Linked DNA regions of Homo sapiens: region 2 is linked to region 1. A link is an interaction called in ENCODE POLR2A ChIA-PET data of the cell type or tissue named here. Cell type or tissue: PC-9. All regions are shown on one strand. Links, peaks and the distances in the headings refer to the core of each region. The heading gives the core; the rest is flanking DNA.

Evidence for each region. Peaks named below come from ENCODE experiments on the same cell type or tissue, not always from the same donor. Only the 100,000 strongest peaks of a DNase experiment are listed, where the experiment ranks them.
Region 2: POLR2A ChIA-PET joins it to region 1 with 20 read pairs; 2 of 35 experiments call an interaction of 5 or more read pairs at or near these places.

The regions. Positions count from the first base shown.
Region 1 is chr5:34,810,108-34,818,453 of GRCh38, reverse strand. It overlaps RAI14 (retinoic acid induced 14), which reads right to left. Exons shown (of 18, transcript NM_015577.3): 8 at 7,336-7,442; 9 at 6,509-6,687; 10 at 6,246-6,274; 11 at 4,794-4,880; 12 at 3,785-3,871. Among named protein-coding and RNA genes, the nearest start is that of TTC23L, 25 kb to the left of the region's middle. RefSeq lists a silencer at 604-804. In PC-9, for the core only: no CTCF peak of the experiment used is centred there; no DNase peak of the experiment used is centred there.
Region 2 is chr5:34,867,109-34,875,454 of GRCh38, reverse strand. It overlaps TTC23L (tetratricopeptide repeat domain 23 like), which reads right to left. Exons shown (of 11, transcript NM_144725.4): 8 at 6,442-6,550. LOC124900959 (a long non-coding RNA gene) reads left to right here and starts at 5,995. Exons shown (of 2, transcript XR_007058729.1): 1 at 5,995-6,575. RefSeq lists an enhancer at 7,668-8,346. In PC-9, for the core only: no CTCF peak of the experiment used is centred there; no DNase peak of the experiment used is centred there.

The sequences.
Region 1 (8,346 bases), core at 274-8,273:
AGCAAATAGTGCTTTCGTAATGAAGTCAAAGAGAAGTTCTATATGTCTGCATTATACATTGATTGAAATATTTTAAAGCAGATTTTTTAGCTTTATCATTTTATAAGTTATCTGCTATTAAAGTTACTATTAACTTTTCTAAGGGAAATGGTAATAAATATCATATGGTCTCAGATTGGCAATAGATTCCCTAAAGATTTTCTCTAATGCTTTGTCCCTGAATATCTGTTAATATACCATAAAAATTCTTGGAACTTCAAAGCCACAATCTCATTTCAAAACATTACAGTGACTTGCTAAAAATTACAATGTGGCATCCGAATGAGCCAGTCAATGATAAGAGAATTTTTCAGCAGAGATACCTTTGTAAAAGCCCAAATGCTAAATAATAAAGTAGCTTATTTTTAGTTAAGTGCTTATCTTTACAAAAAGCAGTCCTTTCACTTTTATAACAAATTTACTTGTTTTTATATTTTCCACTATATAACGTATAATAAACTGCATCCAGCCAAGTTTACAATTTGAAGAGTTTTTGACAGATGTATACCTATGGAACCAACACTATAGTCAAGATAGAGAATCTGTTCATTATGCCTAAAAGCTTCTTCATGCTTCATTACAACCAGTCCTTGCCCGCATCATTCCTAGGCAACCACAACTCTTTTTTTCACATTTCTTAGAATTCCTATAAATGGAATGTCATCCCATATGAATTTTTTGGTGGCTGGCTTCTCTCAGCATGATGACTTTTCAGATTCAACTATGTTGTTACTTGCACTACAGTTCATTCCTCTTTATTGGCAGATAATATTTCATTATATGGGTATATCTCATTATCTTTATTCACTTGTTCATGGACATTTGGTTTGCTTCCAATTTGGGGAGGTTGTGAATGAAGCTGCTACAAACATTTGCATACAAGATTGTGTCTAAACATACAATTTCATTTATTTTGGTAAACACCTATGAGTGGATGGCTGGATCATATATTAGGTTTATATTTAACTTTAATGAAACTTCCAGCTTTCCAAACTGGTAATAGTTATACCATTTTAGATTCCCACCAGCAGGAAATGGAGTTCTAGTTCTGCAACATCCTCAATCCTCACTTGGTAGTATCAGTCTTTTTAAACTTTAGCCATTTTAAATAGATATCACTTTTTCTTTTTTTTTTTTTTTTTGAGATGGAGTGTCTGTCGCCCAGACTGGAGTGCAGTGGCACAATGTTGGTTCACTGCAACCTCTGCCTCCCAGGTTCAAGCGATTCTCCTGCCTCAGCCTTCCCAGTAGCTGGGACTACAGGTGCCCGCCACCACACCTGACTAATTTTTTGTATTTTTAGTAGAGACGGGGTTTCACTGTGTTAGCCAGGACGGTCTCGATCTCCTGACCTCATGATCCACCCGCTTTGGCCTCCCGAAGTGCTGGGATTACAGGCATGAGCTGTGAGCCACCGAGCCTGGCCTAGATATCACTTTTGTCTCCTCCCTAAGCTAACGTAGGAATAAATGTCACTTTTTATCTTGTTTTTTTTTGTTGTTGTTTTTTCAGAAATGACAGTCTTATACTCTACCTCTGAAAAATCATAATTTGTGATATTCTTCGGATTGCACTGCTTCTTTGAGGCACAGTCATATCAGAAGATATTATCGTACTAACTATAAGAGTATAGTTGCCTTGTCTTACATAGAAATTCATCTGAAGAGTTTATTAGTAAAGTCTAAAGTGAGGGAAATGATAGGTTGATAGAATCTGTTTCAGATTAATGTGTATCCAAGTTAAAAAAAAACATCTTTAATAATTCTAAATAAGGGAAAGTAAGTAAATATAAAATATCGAAATTTCATGTTAACAATTATAAATTTTATTTCCCCCTTGAGTACAATTTCTCAGTATATTAAACAGATATTAAATGGAAATATCCTCCCACTTCCTTAAAATGTTTTGCAACCACAAATCTACAGAACCAGGTGGATAAAACCTAATGGATTTTCTAACATTTGTAAAATAAATACATATTACTTTTATAGTCAGGAAAAAAATTAACTATACAATTCTCAGTAAGACAACAGAGAATAACACAAGTTTCTGTCTCTTTGATTGGAATTAATATAAACTTAATTGGGTAAGAAGACTGCTTATCTAGTAAGTTCTTATCTTTGTCTCTTTTTAAAAAAACTTTAGCACTTTGTATTTGGAGCAATTTAAGATTTATAAAAAAGTTGCAAGATAGAAACCTTCACTTATTTCTTCTAATGTTTACAACAGATGTAGCCATTATACATTTGTCAATTGGTAAATTACTACTATCTAAATTACAACTTTATTCAAATTGCGCCAGTTTTTCGAATAATGGCCTTTTTCTGTCCCAGGATCCAATCTAGAATATTTCATTATAAATAGAGAAGTTCCTGAAATATAATTTTTGGCATTTCCTCAATATTCTGCATTCAGGAAAGAATGAGGAGAATAACAGGTAGAAGCTGGTAACTTCCACACCTTATTTTTGAAAAAATTAATTTATTTTTTAGTTGACAAATAAAAGTTGTATGTATTTACCATGTACATCATGATGTCTGCAAATACGTACATAATGTGAAAAGGCCATGGAGCTAATTAATCTCACACACTTATCATTTTTTGTGATGAAAACACTTAAAATCTGCTCCCTGAGTGATTTTCAGAATCCAATGCATTGTTATTAACTATAGTCACCATGTTGTACCATGGATCTCTTGAACTTATTCCTTTTATCTGGATGAAATGTTGTACCGTCTAGCCAACATCTCCCCAATACCTCCCACCACTCCCCCAATTATCATTCTACTCTCTGCTTCTATGGGTTCAACTTTTTTAGATTCCATATAAGTAAACTTTGTCCCTGCTCCCCACCACAAGACACTCGCTCTGTCGCCCATGCTGGAGTGCAGTGGCCCGATCTTGGCTCACTGCAACCTCTGCCTCCTGGGTTCAAGTAATTCTCCTGCCTCAGCCTCCTGAGTAGCTGGGACTACAGGTGCCTGCCACCAGGCCCAACTAATTTTTGTATTTTTTTCTTTTCTTTTTTTTTTTTTGAGACGGAGTCTCGCCCTGTTGCCAAGCTAGAGTGCAGTGGCGCGATCTCGGCTCACTGCAATCTCTGCCTCTTGGGTGTAAGTGATTCTCCTGCCTCAGCCGCCTAAGTAGCTGGGATTAAAGGTGCGCACCATCATGCCCAGCTAATTTTTGTACTTTTAGTAGAGACGGAGTTTCACCATGTTGGCCAGGATGGTCTCGATCTCTTGACCTCGTGATCCACCTGCCTCAGCCTCCCAAAGTGCTGGGATTACAGGCGTGAGCCACCAACCCCGGCCTAGTTTTTGTATTTTTAGTAGAGATAGGGTTTCGCCTTGTTGGCCAAGCTGGTCTTGAACTCCTGACCTCAGGTGATCTGCCCACCTTGGCCTCCCAAAGTGCTGGGATTCCAGGTGTGAGCCACTGCACCCAGCCCTCTTGTCTCTTTTTTTTTTAAATGAAGAAAATCAATTATTGGTTTGTAAATTTAATTTATTCACTCAATGATTTTTTAAAAATTTTAAATTATTATGGATACAAACTAGCTGTACACATTCTTGCTTTATGGGGTCCATGCCAGAAAAAATAATCAAGGGGTACTTCATGGTGAAAAGGTTGTGAACCAATGATTCAGAAGTATATTCTGTTTTTCCCAGTGTTATATAACTTAAAGCAAGTCTATCATGTATCTTAAAATACAGTAACAAAACTGAATACAGAAAGGAAATACCTTGAAGGGTGGTTCAGCAAAAAATACCGATTCCTTTCCCGATAGTGGAGTCGAAGTTATTGATCTTGGGGAAGAGACATCACTCAACTAAAAAAGAAACAAAATGAAAATCATTAATAAAGAATGTATCTTCAAACTCCTCTTCTCCAGTGCCGAAGAATCAACCTGTTTAACCAATGCAATGAAATCTAACAGTAAGTATCCTTGGCATCAATTAATTCACGGGTAGAATATTTTCAGTGCAATTCAGCTACTTCAAATACTTTCTGAAAGTTTACAGAATATAACTGTGCTCCTATATTAGAATCACTTTTTTAAAAATCTATAAAACTTCTATTGCAGGTTAAGAATATTAATAAGTATGCTAACATACATTTAAAAAATACTTATGAGATGAGCTATTCCTCTCTACTATTTAAATATGGATTATTCTCTTTATGGCCTATGAATTTTTAAATAACAAATTTCGATGTGTTTTTACCTGCCATTACATAGATTACTGAGCTTCCTCCTCTATGCAACCGTCACTATAAAGCTCAGAAATGAAAACTACTTTTAATATTAGCCAACCTTAAAAGCAATTAAAAAGGCAAATGTATTGCAGCAATGTTTTAAGAAACGAACTGAAATTCATTTTCAACTAATTGCCTCAATGGCTACTCATTCTCCCAGTCCTTACTAGATCTTTTAACATAAGGAACTAAAAATAAATTGAACTTATCTTAAGGGAAAGTTTCTGTGATAAGATTTTGAGAAATTTCCTTGAGACTTTTCAAAAAGAGGCTATTCGATTCTACTGTTTTTTTAAAAATAGATAAGAATCAACATTATTTCCATACTAATCATCAATCCTTCTTACCACAATTTGTAATTTAAAACTGCTAAGGAAAATTTTAAATATGCACTTAAAGGTCAGTTCTAAAACATTCCTTTTTGGCCTAAACAAAATGACAAATTTATGGCTTTCTTGTGGTGCGTTTATTGATTGTTGGTTTGCTTTTGTTTTTACCTGGGTAGGACTGATAGGAGGTGGTGGAGCTTTGCGTTTTTTTGGAGTTCCACTTCTTTCTGAGCTTATTTTAGAGACTTGGTCATGCTGAAAGTTATCACAGTCCAAAGAATGGAGGTGGGTTAGTTTGGTTAGTAAAGTCTGGGCAAGTAGCTTTATCAAACACATGAGAAAAACCTCAAAAGTTCATACATTTCTTACTTTATCAAAATCTGAAATCTGCTACCAACATAAAAATAAATAATATGCATGCACAAGTATTCTCCTAGCAGCCCATGCTTTAATAGCAAGAAAATAAAAACACATGAGACAAAACCAGATTAGGTTGGTGTGGAGAACTGGGAAAGTAGAGGTTGAGGTCTACTACAACTTAGAATCCAGAATACAATCACAGCCAGCTTTCTGTATTAATGAAAAGCAATGGTATTTCCCACACGTCTGCATTACTTCCATTCCTTTTTTTAAAGACTATAAATATGAGGGAAAGGGATAACTTCATTTTTGAAGGTTACTGGTAAGTAATACAGTTAGCACATAAATTTAGTATTGAGTATTTGCTGTTTATGATTTCTTCAAGAACGTAGATGTGTAAATAAATAAACAACCAAACATATACTGTTCATCAAAAAAACAGATAGTGACAATATATTTTTAGAAAAAACTACACAATAACAGGGCAAACTCAATTTCTACTTTGTGTAACACCACATGACGTTCTAGAAAAACCCTAATTAAAAGAAAAGGCTAAATTCTCTTATTTTCATTAAATAGCTAACATTTTCTGGCTGAAGCTCTGTAGCTCATGTGATATTACAAGTATTTAAAACAGTGTTATTCAGTCACAGAGTTTAAGCCACATCAAACATTTTCACACCAATAGGAAGTATGAGTTAGTACATTTCAGAAAAAGATGAACATATAAGTAGCAAGTTTAAAGTTACATGCTTTTGAAATAAAGCAAATTATTAAGGAAAGCTTTACCACCTTTTTTTTTTGAGACGGAGTTTCACTCTTGTTGCCCAGGATGGAGTGCAATCGTGCAATCTCAGCTCACCGCAACCTCTGCCTCCTGGGTTCAAGTGATTCTCCTGCCTCAGCCTCCCGAGCAGCTGGGATTACAGGCACGCACCACCATGCCCGGCTAATATTGTAATATTAGTAGAGGCGGGGTTTCTCCATGTTGGTCAGGGTGGTCTTGAACTCCCGACCTCAGGTGATCCACCAGCCTCGGCCTCCCAAAGTGCTGGGATTACAGGCGTGAGCCACCGGCCCGGCCTGGCAACCTTTAACACCTTATAACAATGACTTATTTATTCAAAGATATTTCAGTCCCTAAGTATTTTCAATATAGTCTTTATTACTTTACTAGTGGACCAGAGTGGTTAAATCTGAACATTTTTAAATTCCCACAAGCATAAATGAAACATAGAAGCCTCCCCCAAAGATAAATACCTGCTTTGGTTTTGTTGGGGTCTTTAAATCTATAGAGGAAAAAGTGAAAAAAAGAACTATAAGAAGCATAATGATTCATATTCACTTTGGGTGGGGGGATACACACACATACACCATATACAATATTTTTTAACACTCCTTTTTTTTTCAAGAATATGTTTAAAAGAATAATAAAATATATCATATTGCACACATTCCTTTATCCTTTGGGGAAAATGGAGTGGATAAACTTAAAACAACATTGGCTATTTTCTTTTACATACCAGCATCCTGAGAGATTTTTGATAATAGAAGGCTTTGAATTCCTGCATTTTCTGAGAGTTTGGAATAATGTAAGGCATTGTATCCAAGAGAATCTACAAGGTTTAGGTCTGCACCCTTTTTAATTAAGGCTTCCACAGCGTTAGAGCTGCCAATCTCACAGGCCAGCATGAGAGCAGTTCTAAAGGAAAAAAGAGACACAAAATTAGTACTAAGAGAATGTAAAAAGTCTTTCTTGGGAAATCAGTTGTCTTAAAAAAAGAGAAAAGAAGATTAAGTGCAGTTAAACCTTTATTACACTTAATCTTCAGGGAATTCGAAGTGGAATGCAATCAAGATGAAATTAGGTGGTTTTTTTTTTTTTTAAACTTCAGATTAAATCAAAACATTAAACCACATTTTGTCAAACAACACAATCTTCTATACTATTTGGCATAATATGATGGGATTTAATATGACTGGCATGAATCTTATCCTTGTTTTACCTCAAGCATTTTAAATAACATATATATTTCTAAGACCATTTCTCCAAAACAACCAATAGGTTTGTTTTATTTTGCATAGAAAGTCACAGGAAATTGTTTATTCACATTAGCATTTAATAGTCTCCTCACAGACTTAGCCAGCAATGATGTCCACAGATGTCTGGGGAAAATTGCTTTAAAGTCAACATAGATTCTTGATTATCAGAAACAGTAGAACTTTAAAAAGGTAAGAAGTTAAAAATCCCTTATAACAAATGATCCAAAATATAGCTGTGATATTTTGAAATACTCTCAGAATGTGGGTATCACTGAAGTCACATGATTTCTGCCTAATTCTGGAGTACCTTCCACTTTTGTTCCTGGAATTGACATCTGCTCCATGATCCAGGAGAAAGTGACAGATCTCACTGTGACCATTTTGTACAGCAAGAAGCAGCGGTATATTCCCATCCTAGGAGACAAATTCAGATTTAGATTTTACCTCAGGCACAAAATGCCAGAATTGCAAAAGTCAGCCCCTGTTTTTTGCACATTTTTCTCCTGACTTGGACTGCTGACTGCTGATCTAGTATCTGGTCCAACCTGATATTCTGTACCCCTATAGAGTCACGATTGTATGTTGGCACAACTCTTGTTATGGAATTTTACTGAATGCTAGCTTTTACATAGGAGCTCCAGCTTCTTGCGGCTGCTTATGCCCTTGGCTATCACTGTTTGGGTGACTGTGAGAGAGGACAGAACACAAAGTGTGTAAAGGCTCAAGGCAAGTGTACCGGGTATACTGAGGGACGGTGCTGGAGAAAGGAAGGGCGTGTCTCCGCACGACACCAGAAGATCCCACTGCCCTGTAGGCAGCTTATTCCCAGTGCACTAATCATTATATATCCTGCCATTCCACTTTTACCGAAAGTGTACCCTTTAGTAATCTTGCTATGTATCAAAATATAACATAAATTAAGAGCCTATGTCTGTTACTAACACATGACTAGATAAAGAAATGGATAGAAAGAATAATTATGTCATGACAATTGCAACCCCTTTGGGAAAAAGGAAATCTAGGTCTCCAACTCATATACAAACTATGTCAGGTGGATTAAGCATTTAAACATTACAATATAAAACAAATGATGAAAAATACTAGAAGAATATACATAAGTATTTTTTGTAATCTTAGGTCTGACACAAACCATAAAGAGAAGTTGTTATTTTGTTTTTTTTCTGGAATATACCCTATAAATCCATCGACAGTGAGTTTTAAGGTAGAAGCATTCAATAGGCAAAGGGAAAAGATGTTACAATATATCCAACTATTTAAAAATACAAGTGCTACTTAAAGATTGAGTATTGTCATAAAG
Region 2 (8,346 bases), core at 116-8,115, 57 kb before region 1:
GCTTCCTACCCCCAAACATCAGACTTTGGGACTTGGACTGGCTTCCTTGCTCCTCAGCTTGAAGATGGCCTATTGCGGGACTTTGTGATCCTGTGAGTTTAATATTCCTTAATAAACTCCCCTTTATATATATGTATCTATCCTATTAGTTATGTCCCTCTAGAGAACCCTGACTAATACAAGGGGTGTTGAAGAGTACAACTATGATAGTGAATTCATCTATTTCTTCTTACAGTTCCATCAGTTTTTGCCTCAAATATTTTGAAACTCTTGTTAGGCACGTACACATTAAGGATTGTATGTCTTATTGGAGAACTGACCCCTTTATCATATGTAATGCCCCTCTTTGTCCCTGATAACTTTCCTTGCACTAAGTTTGTTCTGGCTGAAACTAGTACGGCTACTCTTGCATTCTTTTGATTAATGTTAGTATAGTGTATTTGTCTCCATCCATTTCCTTTTAATCTATGTGTCTTTATATTTAAAGTGGATTTATTGTAGACAACATATGGTTGGGCGTTGTTTTTTGATCACTCTGAAAATCTTTCTTTACATTGGCTTATTTAGACCACTGATGTTTAAAATAATTGTTAATATAGTTGGATTAACATTTACCATATTGTTACTTTTCTATTTGTTGGTCCTTTTTCTTTGTTCATATTTTTGTCTTTCACTCTTTTCCTACCTTTTGTGGTTTTGCTTTTTAAATTTTATTTATTTATTTTTTTTTTAGAGACAAGATTTCATTCTGTCTCGTAGGCTGGAGTACAATGGTGTGATCATAACTCACAGCAGCCTCAAACTCCTGGGCTCAAGCAAACCCCCCACCTCTGCCTCCTGAGTAGCTGGAGTTACAGGCATGAGCCACTGCACCCAGCTCCTTTTGTTGTTAAATTGAGCATTTCATATATTCCAGTTTCTCTTTTTAGCATATCAGTTACACTTTTTTAAAAAACTCTTTTTAGTAGTTGCCCTGGAGTTTTCAATATACATTTACAATCATTCCAAGTTCACTTACAAATAACACTATATAGTACCTTATAATAACAAAATAATCCTAATCCCTGCCTTCTGCTCCTAATTTGAACAAACTGTTATTTGTTAGATTAAGAATAGGAAAAATGAGTTTTTTATTTTATGATCACATTTCTTCTCCAGTGAGCTTCCTTTCCTTATGTGCCTATGAATTTCTGTATCATTTTCCTTTTCTCTGAAGAACTTCTTTTAATATTTCTTTACGTCAAGTCTGTGGTACTGGTTCCTGTGGAGATAGATTTCTACTTTGGTACATTGTGATTCTCTTTATTTTGCTGTCTCTCCAATTTGTGGGGCACTGGTTTGCCATGTGACCTTAGTTCTCTGTGACAGATCTAAGAGGAGTTAATATTTCATTTTGCTTTTTACTTGTTGTTTGGATAAAGTGATGACTTCCAAACTCCTTATATACCAGACCAGAAACCAGAAGTTTCTGCTCAGATTTTAGTGCTTATTATTTTTAATCTGGATTTCTGGGGTTCACTCCTGTGTCTGCATAGCTTAGTGTTGACCTACTGATTTGGGCAGAGGTTGTGCTTAAATACCTTCAGCCTATACGTCGCCCATCCTGTCAACTGCTCTGTATGTAGACAAAAATGCATTCCAAGCTCTCACACATTTCAAGTCTTCTTTGGTTGTTACTCTTTATTAGGCTTTCAAGTATCCCCTACACATGTATGTAGTTTTGTGGGTATCCAGGGATGTGGGGAGAGCTCATTTAGCCCTTCTGTGGTCTCCCCATTAAAATTTCTGATGCCACTCACACCAACCAGAACAGCAACTTCAGGCTAGTGTCAACATGCAGGCGATCCTCTTTTCATTTCCTCCAGAGTTTGCCCCCTTTATCTGATAAACCTGTGTGTTTTTATCCCTTTCATCATATTAAGTCTGCCTCCAATGCCAGCAAAGCTGCCGGTTCTCCTGTGCGGCCCGTGGTGATAACATTGCAATTCTCATGGACCGACCTGGGGCACTGGATGGAAGCAGCCCCAGGCAGGAGGGCCACTGATTTTCTCTTTACTCAAAGCTCCAGCAGTTTTTTCAAAATAAATGCTTTGCAATTTGTTCTTTTTATCTACTTCCAGCACTATCAAATAGTTATGACCATTTTATACAGTTTGTGTGACTGCATGTATGTGTGGATATGATTTACAGATCTCTTCACAAAGTCATATTCTGTTTACATTTTAATGAAATCTTACTTTGTAGTTTAATGTTTACCTAAATGTAACTATAAACAATAGTATTATTTTGTATGTCCTAAAAATGCAACTGTTTTTCCTTAATACTTTTAAAAAATTAACCTTGATATCTACAGATATAGTCCGGTCCTTTTTTTTTTTTCTTTTCTTTTCTTGAGACGGAGTCTCCCTCTGTCACCCAAGCTGGAGTGCAATGGCGCGATCTCGGCTCATTGCAACTTCCGCCTCCTGGGCTCAAGCAAGTCTCCTGTCTCAGCCTCCTGAGTAGCTGGGATTACAGGCGCATGCCACCAAGCCCGGCTAATTTTTGTATTTTTAGTAGAAACGCGGTTTCACCATGTTGGCCAGGCTGGTCTCAAACTCCTGACCTCAGGCAAAATACCTGCCTCGGCCTCTCAAAGTGCTGGGATTACAGGCGTGAGCCACTCCGCCCAGCCCAAGTCCGGTTCTTTTAACAGCTACAAAATTCCATGTAGTGAATACACCAAAGTTTCCTTTTACTTATTGATATATATATTTGGGTTATTTTTTACAATTATAATCAGTGACACAGTGAACATCTTTATTCATGTTTCCTTTTAAATTTTACTAGATATTATCAAATTAGACTCCAAATTTAATATCAATTTACACTCACTCCTACTAGTTATGAATTTGCCAACTGCTATATATTTTTAAATTTTTAAAATTTTCACATAGGATGGGTGAAATTTTGATCTTGCATTTTTAAAGATACATACCATTTTAAAATGTGTGACATCCTGCCAAATTGCTCTCCAGAGTTTTTATCAAATCTCATCAATCCTGGTGTTATCATTTTTTAAAATTTTGACAATTTGTTAGACAAAAAGAGTAACTTTGCTTTTATTTTTGTAATTACTAGTATGATTTAAACTTATTTTCCACATGAATTTTGGTCTTATTATTTTTAGAGACAGGGTCTTACTGTGTTACCCAGGCTAGAGTGCAGTGGCACGCTTATAGCTCTCTGTAGACTGGAACCCTTAACTCAAGCAATCCTCCTATTTCAGCCTCCTGAGTAGCTAGGACTATAGGCACATGCTACCACACCCAGCTTCTTCTTCTTTTTTTTTTTTTTTGTGGTAGAGATGGGGTCTCACTATGTTGCCCAAGCCAGTATAAAATTCCTGGCTTCAAGTGATCTTCTCACCTTGGCCTCTGTATTTAGTTTGTATCCAGGCCTTGGTACTTTTTTAAAGCCTATTTTTTTCTATGTAAATATAAATTTTAGCTCTTACAGTTAGGACAATGTCCATTATTAATGTCTGTGTATGGCATGAGTAAGAGTCCAATTTTTTTTTGGCATGTGGTATCCAGTTGTTGCAGTATCATTTGTTTTAAAGACTATCCTTTCCATATTGAATTACTTCTGCACATTTATCAAAAATTAATTGGCCATAATTATACAGGTCTATTTCTGTACTACATTGTGTTCCAATAACTCTATCTCTGTTAGAGATATTATTGGTGTCTGATTATAGAGAGATATGTTATTAGTATCTGTCCCTCCACCAATATACCACATTCTCTTGATTACTGCTTTATAGTAAATCTTAAAATCAAGTACTATGATTCCTCCAACTGTATGCTTTTCCAAAACCATTTTAGCTATCCTAATTTCTTTGCTTTTTCACACAAATGTTAGTCAGCTTGTCTATATTTACAAATGCTTCTGTTGGGATTTTGATTATAATTATGTTAAATCTGCAGATCAATCTTGGAAGACTGATATCTTTACTATATTGTCTTCCAATCCATACATAGTATGTGTATTTATTTAGGTCATATTTAATTTCTTTCATCAGTTTTGTAGTTTTCAGCACATAAATACTGTACATATTTTGATAGATTTATACCTAAATATTTCATTTGCAGGGATGGGGCTATTGTGATTTTTTTTAAATTTTTGTTTCCAGTTGTTCATTGCTACTATATAGAACTACAATTAAGTTTTGTGCATTGACCTTGTATCCTGTGACCTTGCTACACTTAAACATATTAGTTCTAGGATTTTTGTAGATTATTTGTCATTTTCTACAGAGACAATCATTTTGACTGCAAATAGGGACCATTTTATTTTTCTTGCCTTCTTGCATTTGCTGGACTTCTAGTACTCTGCTGAATAGGAGCAGTGAGAGTGAACATCCTTGCCTTGTTCTTGATCTTAAGGGGTACTCAGTCTTTCACCACTAAGCATGAAATCAGCTGCAGGGTTTTTGGTATATGCCTTTTATCAGATTAAAGAAGTTCCTTCCATCATGAATGGATGTCGAATATTGTCACATGCTTTTTCTGCAACAACTGATAAAATCATGAGCTTTCCATGACTGGACTGTTAATATGGTAGAGGTAAACTGACTGAGATTTGAATATTAAACCAGTGTGACATCCTTAAGAAAAAACTTCACTTGATCACGGAGGTCTGTGACCATACCACCCTAAACACACTGGATCTCACTTGATCATGGTATGTTATTTATATATTGCTATATATTTTGTTGCTTTTTTCATCTACACACATGAAAGGTCTTGAACTGTAGTCATCTTTTTTCTTGTAATGTCTTTGCCCAGTTTTGATATCAGGGTAATACTGGCCTCATAGAAAGTGTTTTCTCCTCTTCTGTTTTCTGAGACAGATTATGTAGAATTGGTGCTATTCCTTCTTTAGATGCTAGACAGAATTCCCCGGTGAAATCATCTGGGCCTGGAGATTTCTTTCTTAAAAGATAAACTACAAATTTATTAAAAAGAAATAGTTATGGGTCTATTCAGGTTATCTGTTCATCTTGACTACACTGTTTTCACTTTTATTTATGGTACTTTGTGACAGATAGAAACTTTAGACCTTTTTGTAATGAAATCTATCAAACTCTTCTTTTATGGTATGTCTTTGTGTGCTTAGAAAAATTCTTTCCTCCAATTTTTAATTTTAGTATTTGTTTTCCAGTACTGTATTTTCTTCTCATTAATTTACTTTTTTAGTTTTGGTGCATAAAATGTTAATCCACCTGGAATTTAGTGAATGATATAATATAAAAATCTATATTTTTAAAGTTAAAAATTAGTATATAAGAAAATAATGAGGTGGCCTTGAAATCTCTCAACTCTATAAACATAAACGCTTGTTTTTTCTCACTTAAAAAAAAGCTAAAATTTGTACATATTTACAGACTAAATTTCTTGTAACCACAAAGACTACTCTTAAAAAGCTCAAGTTGTATGGAGAATATATACTGTGAATATAGACGAGGAAATCTTAAAAGGAGAAAGAGGATTAGCTGAAAAACAAAGAATCAGGAAGTCTTCAATGGATGTTTATGCTTAAAAAATAATTAAAAGATCAAAACTTTTGCAAACTGAAAAAAAATGTTTATTTAATGACATGGGGAATACAAGCATTGAAAAAAGTAGGATGGAAAGCTTTCTCTATAATTCTGTCCCTCTCTCTAACTGGAAAATAACATACACAAAAAGGTTACTTTTATAAGCAAAGAAAATAGACAGTTTTAAAATGATCAAATTATATTCTTCATGAAGCCTAAATTCCTCCTGACAGGCCACTGAATCCATCAGTGTCCATTAATCTGATCAAGCCAGCACAGAATGATACATTGTCCTCCCTCATTGGTTCATTTGTGTCTCTCCCAAAGCCACCCACTTTCAAAAAGATGACCTTGCCAGACAAAGAACTATTGTTGAAGCATAAATTAATCAGTTGGCTTTCTCTGCAACCCCCAGTATCTAACTATTGAATATGGGTCAAGAAAATTCTGCTAACAAACATTCTCTCTTGTCAGCCAGAGGAAAAGAGTCAAGGAGACTGAAAGTGGAGGAGGTAAAGCTCTACCCATTTATCACTGGATGTCCTTATCAACCGATACTGCACAGGCCACATTCACAGTATGTGTGATATCTATTAGTTAAGAAGGTGAATCTCACTGAGATTCAAAATAAATAGAGGATGTAGAAATCAGATGATTTATTTGTTACTGACATTCCAACGAATGTGGGGGTATATTATCAGGTTTAAATTAATGTGTAATTGATTTTGTATGAGACTGTGACCCACCTAATTTTTCCATTACAGGAATAAATAGCTAATTAGAATCTTAGATAGGCTGTTTGCCAATGTGCTTCCCTCATGTGACTGGGAAATAACTTCAAGGCTACCTCTTTTACCTACCCCTGTGCTGGGCCTCTCCAGACATGGCATAAGCTTTGGCCAGTAACGCACTCATTTCTGCAGTTTTGGGGCTGACTTCAGTGAACAAAGAAACACAGACAGAATGAGCCTGGAATAAAGAAAATCATGACAAGGTAAGCACCCAATGACAGTGTTCACTGTGGATTTAGATGAGAGGTGAGTTTGAGTCCCAGCTCTGCCACTTCCTAGCTATGAGTCTTGTGCAAGTAATTTCACCTTCATTCGTAGAAGGAATATATAATTCCCACTGATTAGGGTTTGGGAAGGATTAAGTGAGATGGTATATGCAAAGCACAGGGCACGGTGCTCATCACGTGGTAAGTTCTCAATAAATGTTGGCTAGTATAATTTTTATTAGATTTCATAGCAAAAATAAAGTCATAACCTTAGCTCAGTCTCACTGGACTGAACTCCAGTCTTGAAGGCAGTCTTGTAAATGTAAATCAGGGATAATAAGAATAGTATTTGTTATAAAAAGTTGTTGTAAATATTAAATAAATTAATGGTTAATATATGTAAAGTGGTTAGAACACCACCCAGCATATAGTAAGCACTAAAAAAGTGTTAGATTTTATATTATTTGTGCTAAAATGGAAGGAGTAACACTTAGAAAAGAGAAAGAGAAAAACATTGAGTCCACACCCACCAGCCACAAAAGAACCACCTGTGCTTAATATTTCATAGGCCAAATACTGTGAGGTGTTTCAAAGAGCTGAGGGGTTATCAGAGAAGACTTTGGAGCCAAGACACAGAGCAGAGTTGTTATGAATACAGGCTGTAGGGTCAGATGTGGAGTTCAAATCCCTGCTTTACTATTTCTTAGCTATACAATGTCAGCTGAGTTAGCTATAACTCTGTGCGTCAGTTTTCTCATCCTTAAAATGAGATAAAATAATAATGGTACCTACTTCATAGAGCTATTGTACAGATTAAATGAATCGATATATCCTCTAGGGAACGTAGAAAAAGCATTCCATACATTTTAACTCTTATCTTTTGGTGCTTTTGGGAAACACTGCTATTTATTGTTTTATTCATTCTGATCTGACCACTGCTTTGAGAAAGTCTTGAACACAAAAACCAGACTGGCTTTCTCTGTAAGCAGTGGACTCCCTGCCTTCACAGCAGCATTCTCTGACATCTCTCCACTGTGTGATGTTTATAATTGTGGACTGTCAGATTGTTTGCAATGCCTTTTCTTCAGAGTCTGTTTTCATGTATACTGTTAGATTGCATTGCACCTTTTCTATGATACAGGATATCCAGTATTTTGATGTTTGTCACTGTGGGAGATACCTGAAGCCACAGGCAGCATTCTCCTTCGGAGAGAGAAAAGGTGAATTTAGCAGCTTCAAGTACATGATACATAAAAGTACCCTAATATAATAGACTCACCATTCCTTCCTATGTTTTGTTTTGTTTTCCCCCGGGCATTTGTCAAGTTAGTTACCTCCAAGTGAAACACCCTTTTGTTAGTTTAACCTTAGGTTTGGAAATATAATCAGCTAGACTAGTTTAAAGTACAAATGACAGCATTACCCTAAAATACCATGATTTTTCATTTAAAAAGGCCTTTTGTTTTTGCTGAAGATTTAAGTTCGGTTGTCCCTGTATCTTTTTTCCTTGGAGTAGACTCACATTTTGCTTCTTTTTTACAGCACCAACAGAGATAAGAGGGGGAGGGGGAAGTGCTGTCTGCACAGCCAATGACACAGCACATTCGCCCACCTGAGTCAGTGTTCTCTGGCCTGGTCATTTAAGGTTTGATCAAGGGCTCTTAGGTGGATCTGGAGGAAAGTCAGGGTTAAAACAGAATCAATTCCAGCCCTTGTTCTTCTGAGAAGCCCATGCTTCCCTGGCCCTGAGAACCAAGCCTGGGGCCAA